Linked DNA regions of Homo sapiens: regions 2 and 3 are each linked to region 1. A link is a contact called in ENCODE Hi-C or POLR2A ChIA-PET data. All regions are on one chromosome and are shown on one strand. The core of a region is the stretch at or near the end of the contact, and the rest is flanking DNA. Distances in the headings are between cores, read along the strand shown. Region 1 has its middle 60 kb from the start of PLCL2. Region 2 overlaps PLCL2 (phospholipase C like 2). Region 3 has its middle 26 kb from the start of PLCL2UT.

Evidence for each region. A loop is a pair of places that touch in the nucleus more often than their neighbours do. ChIA-PET counts read pairs that join two places held with the same protein, here RNA polymerase II (POLR2A). Pooled maps may share reads with other maps.
Region 2: a loop to region 1 is called in a pooled map, with 5 times the contacts of the local background. The contact joins two enhancer-like sites. A Hi-C loop is called at or near these places in 2 of 168 maps with a recorded cell type or tissue (astrocyte of the cerebellum and naive thymus-derived CD4-positive, alpha-beta T cell), 3 of 37 single-sample maps with no recorded cell type and 6 of 50 pooled maps. POLR2A ChIA-PET finds 5 or more read pairs at or near these places in 3 of 52 experiments (GM12878, OCI-LY7 and naive thymus-derived CD8-positive, alpha-beta T cell).
Region 3: a pooled map shows a loop between it and region 1 (2.1-fold over the local background). The contact joins two enhancer-like sites. A Hi-C loop is called at or near these places in 2 of 50 pooled maps. POLR2A ChIA-PET finds 5 or more read pairs at or near these places in 2 of 52 experiments (OCI-LY7 and activated CD4-positive, alpha-beta T cell).

What each region holds. Positions count from the first base shown.
Region 1 is chr3:16,822,978-16,826,971 of GRCh38, reverse strand. No RefSeq gene overlaps it. Among named protein-coding and RNA genes, the nearest start is that of PLCL2, 60 kb to the left of the region's middle. Within about 2 kb of position 2,736, at least 3 of the 41 ENCODE cell types and tissues checked have a DNase peak (open chromatin) inside an H3K27ac peak, as active enhancers do.
Region 2 is chr3:16,910,994-16,914,866 of GRCh38, reverse strand. The region is part of intron 1 of PLCL2 (phospholipase C like 2); the gene reads right to left. Among named protein-coding and RNA genes, the nearest start is that of MIR3714, 20 kb to the left of the region's middle. RefSeq lists an enhancer at 2,014-2,243. Within about 2 kb of position 2,311, at least 4 of the 41 ENCODE cell types and tissues checked have a DNase peak (open chromatin) inside an H3K27ac peak, as active enhancers do.
Region 3 is chr3:16,695,834-16,699,719 of GRCh38, reverse strand. It overlaps the pseudogene LOC124905414. Among named protein-coding and RNA genes, the nearest start is that of PLCL2UT, 26 kb to the left of the region's middle. RefSeq lists enhancers at 777-1,424, 1,956-2,005, 2,643-3,144. Within about 2 kb of position 2,084, at least 2 of the 41 ENCODE cell types and tissues checked have a DNase peak (open chromatin) inside an H3K27ac peak, as active enhancers do.

The DNA.
Region 1 (3,994 bases), core at 1,487-3,986:
AGAGTTAACAAAATTAAACTTATGTGTGATTTCTGGTGACTTTTGATCAAATGAAAGTTTCTAAATAAATAGCCTAGCTCCCTAAAAACTTCACATCCTGTCAAAGAAGATAATTTTATTAAATGTGGACTATATAAAAACATCAGATTTAGCACCCACCTGGCATATTTTCTTGGAATTTATTTCAGATAATTTTGTTTTGAAGAACAGGTAGTTCCTCTGTAATTTCAGACTGTCCTTCTGAGAACACATTATCCTGGTGTCTTCTCTTCTTGACTACGCAATTTCTTTGTAACCTTTTATGGCTTTTGTTTTGTCTCTGCCTACGCCTTCCAAAAGTGAGCCAGAATATAAAAATACACAGAAAGTATGCCAAATATTATGAATTCTATGTTTTGAGGTTAAAGATAAAACATAGGCAAGTATCTAAGAGAGAACATTACCATTTATTAGTTTTCCTTTGATCATCCTTATCTTTACATGAAAATTTTGACTAAGCCCGAGTCTATAAGATTTCGCCCCTGCCTTACAGGTTTTAAGATCCCATGGATAAAGGTATTTCGACTTCTGGAAGGGACTATGATCAGATTTCCCCATAGTCTATAGCGGCCAGGCAGGTAAGTAAACAATGACATTGGCCAGGTGAGGAATGGAAACCTGGGGAGAGTATGTCCCATCTAAAGAGAGTGGATGGCTCTCAACTCCAGCCCATGGTTGTCCTATGGGACCCAATGTGGCAAGAACATCTCTTCCAATTTTTCAAAAGAAGCTGGAAATCTAGATTTTTATGTAAATGATTCCAATTGTTTAATGTTCACAATTAATTCAAAAAATTTGAAAGCACTGTGGGGCCAAGAAAAGCATGTCTCTTGGCTGAACTGAGATGTGACTTTGAATGGAATCCAACTCTCTTAATTTTACCGAAGAGGTGGCCAAGCGCAGAGGGAAGTGAAGTTACTCACTAACGTTCCAGGGCTGGTTTGGGGGAGGAACTGGGACCAGATACCATTCCCCTTGCAGCCCCATCCTCTTTCCTCAGCTTTTTAGTCCATCTAATGAAGCAGCAGACTAATTTAAGACAAGCATATGACGAACCTCCCATTCCCACACATGTGTCAGTAAGCCTTCAACCTGATGGGCTGGACCTTAACCACAAACAGAAGACCCAGCTGACAAACTACACCCACACTCCACTTAATTCAGGCTGGATCCCAGCTCTTGACCTTTTTTTGGGTGGATATGGGAAAGGAAAAGTTGGAAATTTTACCCTCGGTCTGTGGGAGGAATGGGAAAGTTTGCACTTTCTGGTAGAAATTTTTTAAAACCACTAATTATAAATGTGGCATTGCTTGGTAAGATCTTTTTCTCGGCTTCCCAGAAAACAGATACAGGGCCTCCATCCCCGGCTCCATGGCTACTTTACAGTAAGAGGCTTTGCCAGGAACTTGCGTTTTTCATGTAGTGACAGGAAATGAACCTGTTGGCTAAGAGTATTAACTCTGGAGCAAGATGGCCTGGGTTCAAATCCACACTCTGAAATTTATCAGCCATGTGTTCTTGCAGAGACTTTGCTGTGCCTCTGTCTCATCACCTGTAAAATGGGAACAATGTCAGCATCTCTCTTATAAGATTGTTGTGATAATTAAATGGATTAATACACGCAAAAAAGCACTCAGCACCATGTATGTCAGCTGCACCTTGGAATCTCCTGGGGGGAGCTTTCCAAAAATATGGATGCTTGGGTCCCACTTCTAGAGATTCTGGTTTAACAGGTCTGAGGTATGTCCTGGACATCAGAGTTTTTAAAATCTTGGCAGGTGATTCCAATGTGCAGACAAAGCTGAGAGCATTGAATATAAATGCTTATTAAATAAATGATGGCCCTCTGAGTGAATGAATTTCAAAGAAATTCAGATGCTCTCTTCTGCACGTAAGCATACATTTTGTAACTTCTTTATGACATTTTCTATGTGGTCGTCTTTCGGTGGCATTCAGCATGGAAGGCCAAAAGATCCTGGGCAAATTTGCAAAGAAGGTCAAATGCTTCTGGAAACCTCCCCATCTTCCCTGCCCTCTTCTCTCACCTCTGCCCCTGGCTTCAGGAAATTCAGGTGGCCCCTAGAGGCTCTGATTCAGCTGGGTAATGAAAGACAAATGGTGAAAATTCCATAAGGCACATAGGTATTTGTAAATCCAAATAACCTTTAACTAGTGGAATAAGCCTGTGGAGGTGTGTTACATGGGAGTATCTAGTGGAGACTGGAGAGGCACATCTTCTCCATCTCCCCAACTCTTGCCATTTCCAATGACCCAAGTCAATAGGTGAACTGGGGCCGCCAATGTGGCTCCCTAGCATCAAAAGACAGTACCTCTGAAATTAATCTCATCTGAGATGCTGGCAGATTGAGTTCAAAATATTGCTGATATAGTGAGTAGTTATCAATTGAGTGTGTCACATCCTACAGATGTAACATAGTATGCTCTCAAATTAAAATGGAATCCTTTTGACTTCCCTCTCTCACAGAAGCCTTGCTGTCTGTAAGCCTTGTAAGTCACCTGTCCCAACATCTTCAGTTTTGTTAGTGATCAGAATCTCTAATGCCCCTGGAGTGAGGGTGGGGAGACGGCAGATGGTAAAGGCAAATAAGATAGAAGGTCTGCCCTGAAACAGGAAATTGAGGAGAAGGCTTTTAAACCAACTGAAACCTTGATGAGGGGGTGGTAGCATCTGTGGTTTGAAGCACAGATTACCCAAGTTCCTTTGTTAGTGTACCTGGCATTTTTTCATAAGCCTCCATGTTTCCCCTCGGCTTGGTATCTTATTTAGTAAGCACGCTACTGAACACATCTGTTCTCACAATAGGAATTAGAATCAAAAGGCTTCCTCGGTGATTCTGGAATTTGTCACCAGAAAAAGAAGAAAGTTCATTGACCAAAGGTAGTCATTGCACACCTGCAACCTGAAACATCATGGAAGCTCTTGTACTCCAGCCACCAGGCTGTGGGGCTCGCCCTGAGAGGCCTGGGCCACCAGCTACAACTATTCCCTTTCTGCCCTGAGCTGTCAGGATTTCTGCCAATGATTCCACTTGTATGAGCTATCTATAATAAACTCACAGAAGCATAGAATACAATAGTGGTTTCCAGGGGTTGGGGACTGGGAAAGTGGAGAGTTGTTGTTCGATGGGTGTAAAATTTTAGTTCTGCTCGATGATTAAGTTCTAGGGATCTATTGCACAGCATAGCGCCTATAATTTACAATACTGTATTAGACACTTCAAATTTTGATAAGAGGGAAGATCTCATGTTAAATGTTCTTAACACACACACACACACACACACACACCCCAAAAACAAAAGGACACAAGGGAACTTTGGGAGGTGATGGATGTGACTATTATTTTGATCACAGTGATGGTATCACGGGTTTTTGCATATGTCTAAACTCATCAAATTCTGCACATTACATATCTGTAATTCTTTGCATACCACTTATACTTCAGTAAAACTATTAAAAATATTTCTGGCATTGTAAAAAAAAATAACAACAACCATAATTGTAGCTACCACTTGCATAGGGATAACTATCCTAAGGCCTAACTGCTCTCCGTTAACTAGCAGGTCCAATCCTCTTAACAACCCTATGAGGTAAGTAGCTTCATTTTCCAAACGAGGAAACTGAGACACAGAGAAGTTAAGTGACATGCCTAAAGTCACACAGCTAGAAAATGACAGAGCTTGGAATTGGGCAGCCAGTTCAGTTCTGGCTGCACTGCCCTCCCAGAAAGTGCCTAGCCTGGCACAACAAACCTTTTGTTAGGTTATATGGTCAGGGACTCTATTTCAAAAGCTCCCTTTTTTAAATAAACCCCCAATAAGCACCACCCTTCTGCCACCTCCCTCTCAACTCTTCCTCAAGTTAGAACATCTAAGCTACTTCCCAGGAGGTCCCTCAGCTGCCCTCATCCTACACTGCCTTCTTCTACTCATAGTT
Region 2 (3,873 bases), core at 1,062-3,561, 88 kb before region 1:
TCTCAGCAACTCAGGAGGCTGAGGAGGGAGGGTCACTTGAGTCTAGGAGGCTGAGGCTGCTATGTTCATGCCACTGCACTCCAGCCTGGGTGACAGAGTGAGACCCTGTCTCTAAAAACAATAAAAAATACATAAAATAAATAAAGAAATATTTTATGAATTAATCTTTAAATCACACATACCCCCTAAATCCTGTAACAAGAAGACGCTAACAAATTCTATACAAATTTTTAATCATTCATTTTAACTTCATGAAAACCAAAGTTTACCAAATCTACGCAAAAAGATAGATACCTACATATTTTAATACAATGAAATTGGACCACCAAGAGAAAAAAAAAAACCTGGAAATTTAAATTCAGTTTATCATGTAAGAACACTTATATTTTAATTTATAAGCTGAGAATCCAATTCAACATACTAATTTTAATGACAGATGAATTTGAGAAATACATCTTTTGAAAACTTTCTTTCTTTTAGAAAACTTGACAACTTTCTTATGATCTTTCTCTTAGATCATATTAGTGTTTAAGACAATTAAATTGAATATGTTGCTCCCTAATTCCTCCACTCACTGTTCTATATATTTCTCCACATATAAAACTCACTGTATTATCCTCATGAAAACTTTATAGACTATATTAAGATCTATGTTAGAGTTACCTTAATTTTCTCTCCAACTACTTTCTCTCTCCACAACTCATAACTAAAGCACTTCTCATAAGTAATGGCATACACTGAAAGTCCCAAATTAAGAAGAAAGAAAAAGATCAACACTGGCTAAACACAACTGAATTGCATTTTAGAGCCACAAATTTAAAACATTATGACAACACATAGCATGGCTGCTAAAGGGCCCCAGGATCAGAGAATCTGGCAAGTCATATATCACAGGGTGTTGAAGAAAACATTTTTAAAAGAAACACATTATAGTGGGTGTTACATTAATGCTACAGTCCCTGTATTTCGATAATCTGAAATAAGGGTCTCCCTTTTATTCATAATAGGAGCAAAATTTACAGGCAGATCTTTCTTCCATAAAATCATTAATTTCTAAATCTAGCACCCCCAGTGTTCTATTCAAAATTATTATGAAGATCTTTTTAGCAATACACTGTCACAAAAATAATGACTACATGACAGCTATTTTTTACATATATACACATACATAAATATATTTATATATTCATATTCTATTCAGTAATTGGACTTCATTTCTCTTTCTCAAAACAAGGTCATTTCACAAAATCTTTGACTAAATGTAAATATTTGTTTTTCTTAAAATTTAAATCTATAATTTAAAATGATATAATTTGAGGTAAACATATCAGAAGGCAGTCAACCATTAAAATATTAATTCGTTTGCTTACTAATCATAACAGAATCCCAGCAATAATCTGAAAATATAATTGAGAAAAATTTTACACCACACCTTACATCATTAGGTAGTGATCCTCTTTCTAAATGAAAATTAGTAAACCCACAGAAGAGTCTTACTAGATAAAAGATACAGGGCACACCTACAACCAAATTTCCAGCGAATGGGTAAGAAAAGTCCCTAGAGGAAAGCTGGGCTTGCTAACCAAAAGGAGAGGGAGAGTAATTCTGGAATAGGGTACAGATTACAAGACTACAAGAGAGGTGAAGTAATGTCAGTTTGCGAGGCCCAGTCTGGCCAAGACGGAGGTTGGTGAGAAGCAGAAGAAGATGCTAGAGTAGTACTGATGATACATGGGAGGTCCTGGAAACCAAGAGGAAGGTTAGGGCTTCAGCCTCAGAGCAAAGGGTATCATAGAACATGTTGAGAGAATTTCACAAAGTAGTGCTGTAGGAGAACTAATCTGGAAACTGTGAAAAAGGATTTGGGGGAAAGGGAGAAGAACAGAAGGAAGGGAGGTTAATTCTTGTAATTATCTAAGCATGTGTTGGAGACAGGAGCCTGGTACCAGCATCAGAAACAATGGGACAGATGTGGGGGATGATGAGAATACAGTCAGCTGGTGGGAGGAGGCCATCTTCCAACACCAATGTCTCAAAAAGCGTTTTGTTCCATTGGCTGGTTTGGTTGGAAAGTGCATTATTTATAGATCTAACATGAATTTATCTCACAGTCAACAGCAATTCAGAATTGTGCATTAATATTTTTTAAAGCAAAGAAAACAGTCAAAGAAAGCAGAATAATTCAGTGGAGAGAGCACCTGGTCTCACAGTCAGAAGCCCACAAATCTATTTCTGGCTTTTTGAGCAATGTTGCTCATCACCTTGCACAACTGAATCAGTCTCAGTTCCCTTCAAAGAAAAATGGTAAAGCAAACTAATATGACTGTTGAAGTGTTACAAGGGCAGAAACAAACTCAAATCTTTGAAAGTGCTTGAAGTAAAACCACTATACACATGTTAAACCACTAACAAGTAATATTTTCTAAATATACCACATGGACCTTCAATTTTGTCCAACTATATACATTCTTTCTTTTGATAAGGACACAGATGTCCAAACACATGAATACCAAAATTCACCATTCTACCTACTTGTTTCATCCTTCCATGTCAGTTTTGCTTCTAAGGTTAAAGACCAATCACAATCTTGATAAAATTTTGAAACACTATTTGGCTATTTAAAAAAAAAAACTGACGTGAAGTATTTCCATAAATTCAAACCCAGATCAAATATTTTAAAACAAAAATAATTTAATGGTTGCATTAAACCACTGGGGAGGGTGACTATGAGGCAAGGCATCCATATACTACTACATATTAAGTATCCCTTCTCTGGAATGCTTGGAACCAGAAGCGTTTCAGATTTTTTTGGGATTTTGGAATATTTGCATATACCTAATGAGACATCTTAGGGATAGAATCCAAGTCTATACAAGAAATTCATTTATGTTTCATATACATCTTATACATATAGCCTGAAGGTAATTTTATACAATATTGTTAATAATTTTGTGTACGAAACAAAGTTTATGTACACTGAAAGCAAAGGTGCTGTTAGGGTATGGAATTTTCCACTTGTGGTATCATGTTGGTACCCAAAAAGTTTCAGATTTTGGAACATTTTGGATATTTGAATTACAGATGCTCAGCCTGTATTCATGAAAACAAAGGGACAAATAAATGATCATTTGTATTTTGCATGAAAATTGATTATCAGGAACACCTAAAAATAACTAGAGACAGTTCAGGTTTCCTCTTCACCATTTGAGTTGTGACTGCATGAACTCTGGGAGTCCAGCACCTTTGTATGACAAAAGTGAAGCTTATAGATGATTAGCTAATTGGGAAAGGAGGCACTGAACTCCTCTTTCTTAAAGATCTGGGTTTGTTCCAAAGAAAATATAATCTAATATATGAGTTAGATTCAGATTTCCTAGAACTAGGGAGACAAACTAAGTAAATTCTAAAGATACTCTGGAGTATTCTTTGTCTGCTCCTTAGTTTTAAATAGTGTCCCTACTCTCCCACTAAGCTATGATATTAAAATAAAAATAACTTTGCAAATATAAAATTAAGAATATATTAATGCAAAACTATGGAGAAAACTTTGGAGCCTGACAGACCTGTATTCAAATCAGAGCTGTGCTCATTACTTTTTTTTTTTTTTTTTTTTTGAGACAGAGTCTTGCTCTGTGGCCCAGGCTGGAATACAGTGGCGCTATCTCGGCTCACTACAACCTCCGCCCCCCGGGTTCAAGTGATTCTCCTGCCTCAGCCTCCGGAGTAGCTGGGATTATAGGCACATGCCACCACGCCCAGCTAATTTTTGTATTTTGGGTTGAGATGGGGTTTCACCATGTTGGCCAGGTTGGTCTCGAACTCCTGGCCTCAAGTGATCCACCCACCTTCGCCTCCCAAAGTGCTGGGATTACA
Region 3 (3,886 bases), core at 835-3,334, 130 kb after region 1:
AACGTATTTTTCTTAGAAAAGGCCTTGAATTTCTCTGGATATTTTATACTTCTAACTATCTACATTGTCTGGTCCCCCTGGTGACTAAATGCATATATTTTAGGAAGGGCTAAAACACAGCGAAGGTAATTAATCAGACCCCATGGAGACTGAAGGCTTAACCTTGACATCAGTAGTGACAAGCATAGTCAACTGAGCTACATAGCCTAAGTAAAAAGAAATAACCCTATGGAATGCTAATCTATAGATATGCAAATGAATTAGCTCTATAACTTATCAAATCTGAACTACATGAGGTACCCTGAAAATTGATAACTGTTCCATACTTTAATGGAAAAACACCAGGAAAAAAAAACTTTGATGTAACTTTCATTCTTTCAAGAAGAATATGTATCACTAACACCTTTATGAGAAAATTCTTATTTCCCTAGGGAACACTATTGGGCAGTTAAGAAAACAGGCAGTTTCTGAGGGCCTTTTTGTTTATTAGGGAGTAAGATTAAAAGAAAATCTCTGGCTGTGATTTCTTGGGCGAAAGGATGTAGGGAGAACTGGTTTCTTTGGAATTTTTTCTGATACAGGCTCAGGGGAATGGGTATGATTTTAATACATGAGCTGCTGTTTTCCATACTAAGTAATGCTTTTTCTTACTCAACATCTCTCTTCATCATCACTGCACAGTGAGGCTGGGCTCAGGCTTGCCGGTTTCTGCCTCAGAAGGCACACTGCAGATAATTTAGAGTCAGATTCTGGGCTTTTGAGTTTCTAAGCAGGCCTTTGAAATTCATGAGAGAAAAACAAGGGTTTTAATTTACAAAAGCTGTGTTTTCTGGGAGAGAAAACCATTTTGAGTTACAAAATTTTGGTTGGAGAATCAAAAACAAAGCTCTGAAGAAATCAGAGCATACAGTATAAGCCATCACCACTGGCTCTCCACCTGGCTGTATGATAGAACCACCTGGGGACGTTTTCTAAAAACGTCATTGCCTGGACTGGGTCTAGACCAGTTGAATGGAAATCTCTTGCTGTGGGGGCTCAGTACTGGTATTTTTAAAGTCTCCCCCCTAATACCCACACACTAGGTGATTCTCATGGGCAGTCAGTTGAGAACACTGCCCAACTCAACAGAATAGAAACTCAATAGATGACCATGCAGACTTCCCTGCTCTTTAAAACTAGGTCAGAGGTACTTGAATTATCAGGCTAGAGTCAGATTAGAGCTCCAGGCTTATATGTTGCTGTGGGCCTCTGGGAAAGGGTCCTGCTCCTTGGAGGGTGATGGAATCTTAGATAGAGTTGGTGGGGGTACCTAAAAGTGAGAAAAGTGCCTCGTTACTGAACCAAACCTGGGTCCATTGGCCCAGCACAGTAAAGACAAATATCTGTACCAAAGTTTGCAGCAAGAAAAAGGAGGGCATTTATTTGCAGGGTGCCAAGCAAGGAAAATCAGACAGCTATTGTGTGAGATCCTACTTCCCCAGTGGCTTATAAGCAAGGGTTTTTAAAGACAGGGGAACATTTTTGGAAACAGAAGTTACAGGTATGAAAAAAAAATAGAACCTTGGGACCCCGAACTCACTATACCAAAGTGCAAGTTAAGCTTAGAAGCTGAGTCACAAATACTGTCTTCCTTTGGCTCCCAGATAGCTGTAATTTCACAACCCCATGTCATAGCCTCATTTCCTCTACTCCCTCTTTCCACATTTGCTTCATCTTATGTAAAATGTAGACTCACTGAGTGTGAGAGAATGCATCATTGACTTTTTCCTCTATTCCCTCTTTTCACATGTAAAATGTAGATTTACTGAGGCTAATAAGAGCCTCACAAGAATGTGACCACCTGCCTCACTGCCTGCCTCCTTTTCTTCCCCCTGCTGCTTGCAGTTCCCCTTTTGTGAACTGAAGTTCACAAAACCCCCTTTGGAAAAAACATAAATCACAGGAGCATCTGTAATTTATGCTTTTTCCCAGGCGCATCCTCAGCTTTGGCCAAATAAACCTCTAATGGATGGAGACTTGCTTCAGTCACTTTTTGGTTTACATTTTGGTAACCACAAAGGGGCTTTCTGAGTGGAGTTGGCTCTTGGCCTGTAGCAACTCTCCTACTGGGGCCCTAGTACCAGCTGGAGCTCTTTATTGCTCTGACCTATTGGATGATTTGCTGAAGTCTGAGAGTTTCTCCCTCCAGAGATCCCTAATCACTCAAAAATTTCCAGTTGAGATCTGAAGTTTATTCCACTGCAGAACTCCTTTTCTGAGAGTTCTTACTTCTAACAAGGAAGAAGACTTTCCTGCTTCCGTGATGGCAGAGAGCAGTTTTCAGCTTGTGCCCCATCTCCAGGTAAGGAGCTGGTTTGGGGTGTCATTTGGGGATTTAGTAGCTGAAAGTCAAGGCTTACCGTCAGTTGGCTATAATTTCTCCTCATGCTCAGAAATCTCAATTTTATGCAAATTGTTTGATTGCTTTTTTGTGTTTTTTGTCTGTTTGTTTCTGTCCATCTTCCGTTAGATTTAATGAACTTCTGGCCCCCTCTAAAGCTGACTAAAATCCCTGCAGCTGTAGAAAGTCAAATTCCACCTCTAAAAACCCCAGCCACTTAAGAAAAATCAAAATTTGACTATCTGAAATGTTTCATATAAGACGACTGCCTTTCCAGGTTCTCTCTCTCATTGTGCTATTAATTTAAAGATTTTAGAGATCTCCTATTCTAAACTATTAACGAAAAGATCAGATATTTTAAAGGGAGCCTAATAGTTTCATGGCTAGCCTTAAAAATTATCTTGACTAAATTAAGAGCAAAATCTGACCGAAAATAGTTCTGGTGGTTAAAATTTCCACCACAGCTTGGGTTTGCTTCCTGATTAGGGAACAACAATGGCCATTCCACCTGGTGGCCTAATTGTTAAAACCCTCCACAGCATGGGTTTGATTCCTGGTCAGGGAACCAGCCTGTCTTGGTTTAATATTTATGTGGCTTTGGGGGTACCAATGTACTATTGATCTTTTCCCCTTCTGTGGACAGCTTTTGATTTCCTGTCTTCTGTCTGTGTTGGGGGACCCAAGGCTCTTGGGTCTTCATGTATGGACAGTAAGCTGAAAAGCTAAGACCCTAGAAAATATGGCCTGAAAGAAATGTGGGTTAGACCCTGTTTATGGCTAGTGAAAGTTTCCTTTCTCTTAGTTATTTTTGGGGTGATTCTGGATCTTGTAAAAACTACTTGTCACCTCTTTGGAGATACCTCGTGCGTGCATTTGTGGTTATAACTTCGGTTAAGGTAACTGAGAGGATATCTTTGGTAAGGATGTTCAAAAGCCAAAAATATCAGCTATTTGTCCCAGCTAAAATCTGGTAATAAGAGATTTGAAGGGATTATTTTAAAAATCTGAGTGGAATTGGCTTACTCCAAAACTCCAAATCTACGAGTAGAAGTCAGCTTAATTAAAAGTTGATATCTAAGGTAGATGATATATATATATGGCCATTACTCTTTTTCTCTTTTTGGATTCTATTTTTAGGAATTTTTTAGTTGACTGAAACATTAAAATAACATTACATGCTTGGTACTTCTGCTCACTTCCTTTCTTAAAAATTGTTCTATTTATTTTTACTCCACCCTGTTCCTCCTTCCTCTTTGCCATCTTCAGTCTCTTTTGGATTTTGTTACCTAAACTGTTTGGCTTTTGGGGGTACCAGAAATTGTTTTGTATTGTGAAAAAAAGACTTGACCATGGAGTATATATTAAATAGGGAATGAGTTGATCACAGAGTGGGCTGATTGGCTTGGGTTGTTCACTGGCCTCTGGGGAATGTCCTTATAGAGAGGAACACTGTGGAAGTGTAACCGTCCAATGAGTTCACCTTGCCCACTGCCTAGACAAAGCCAA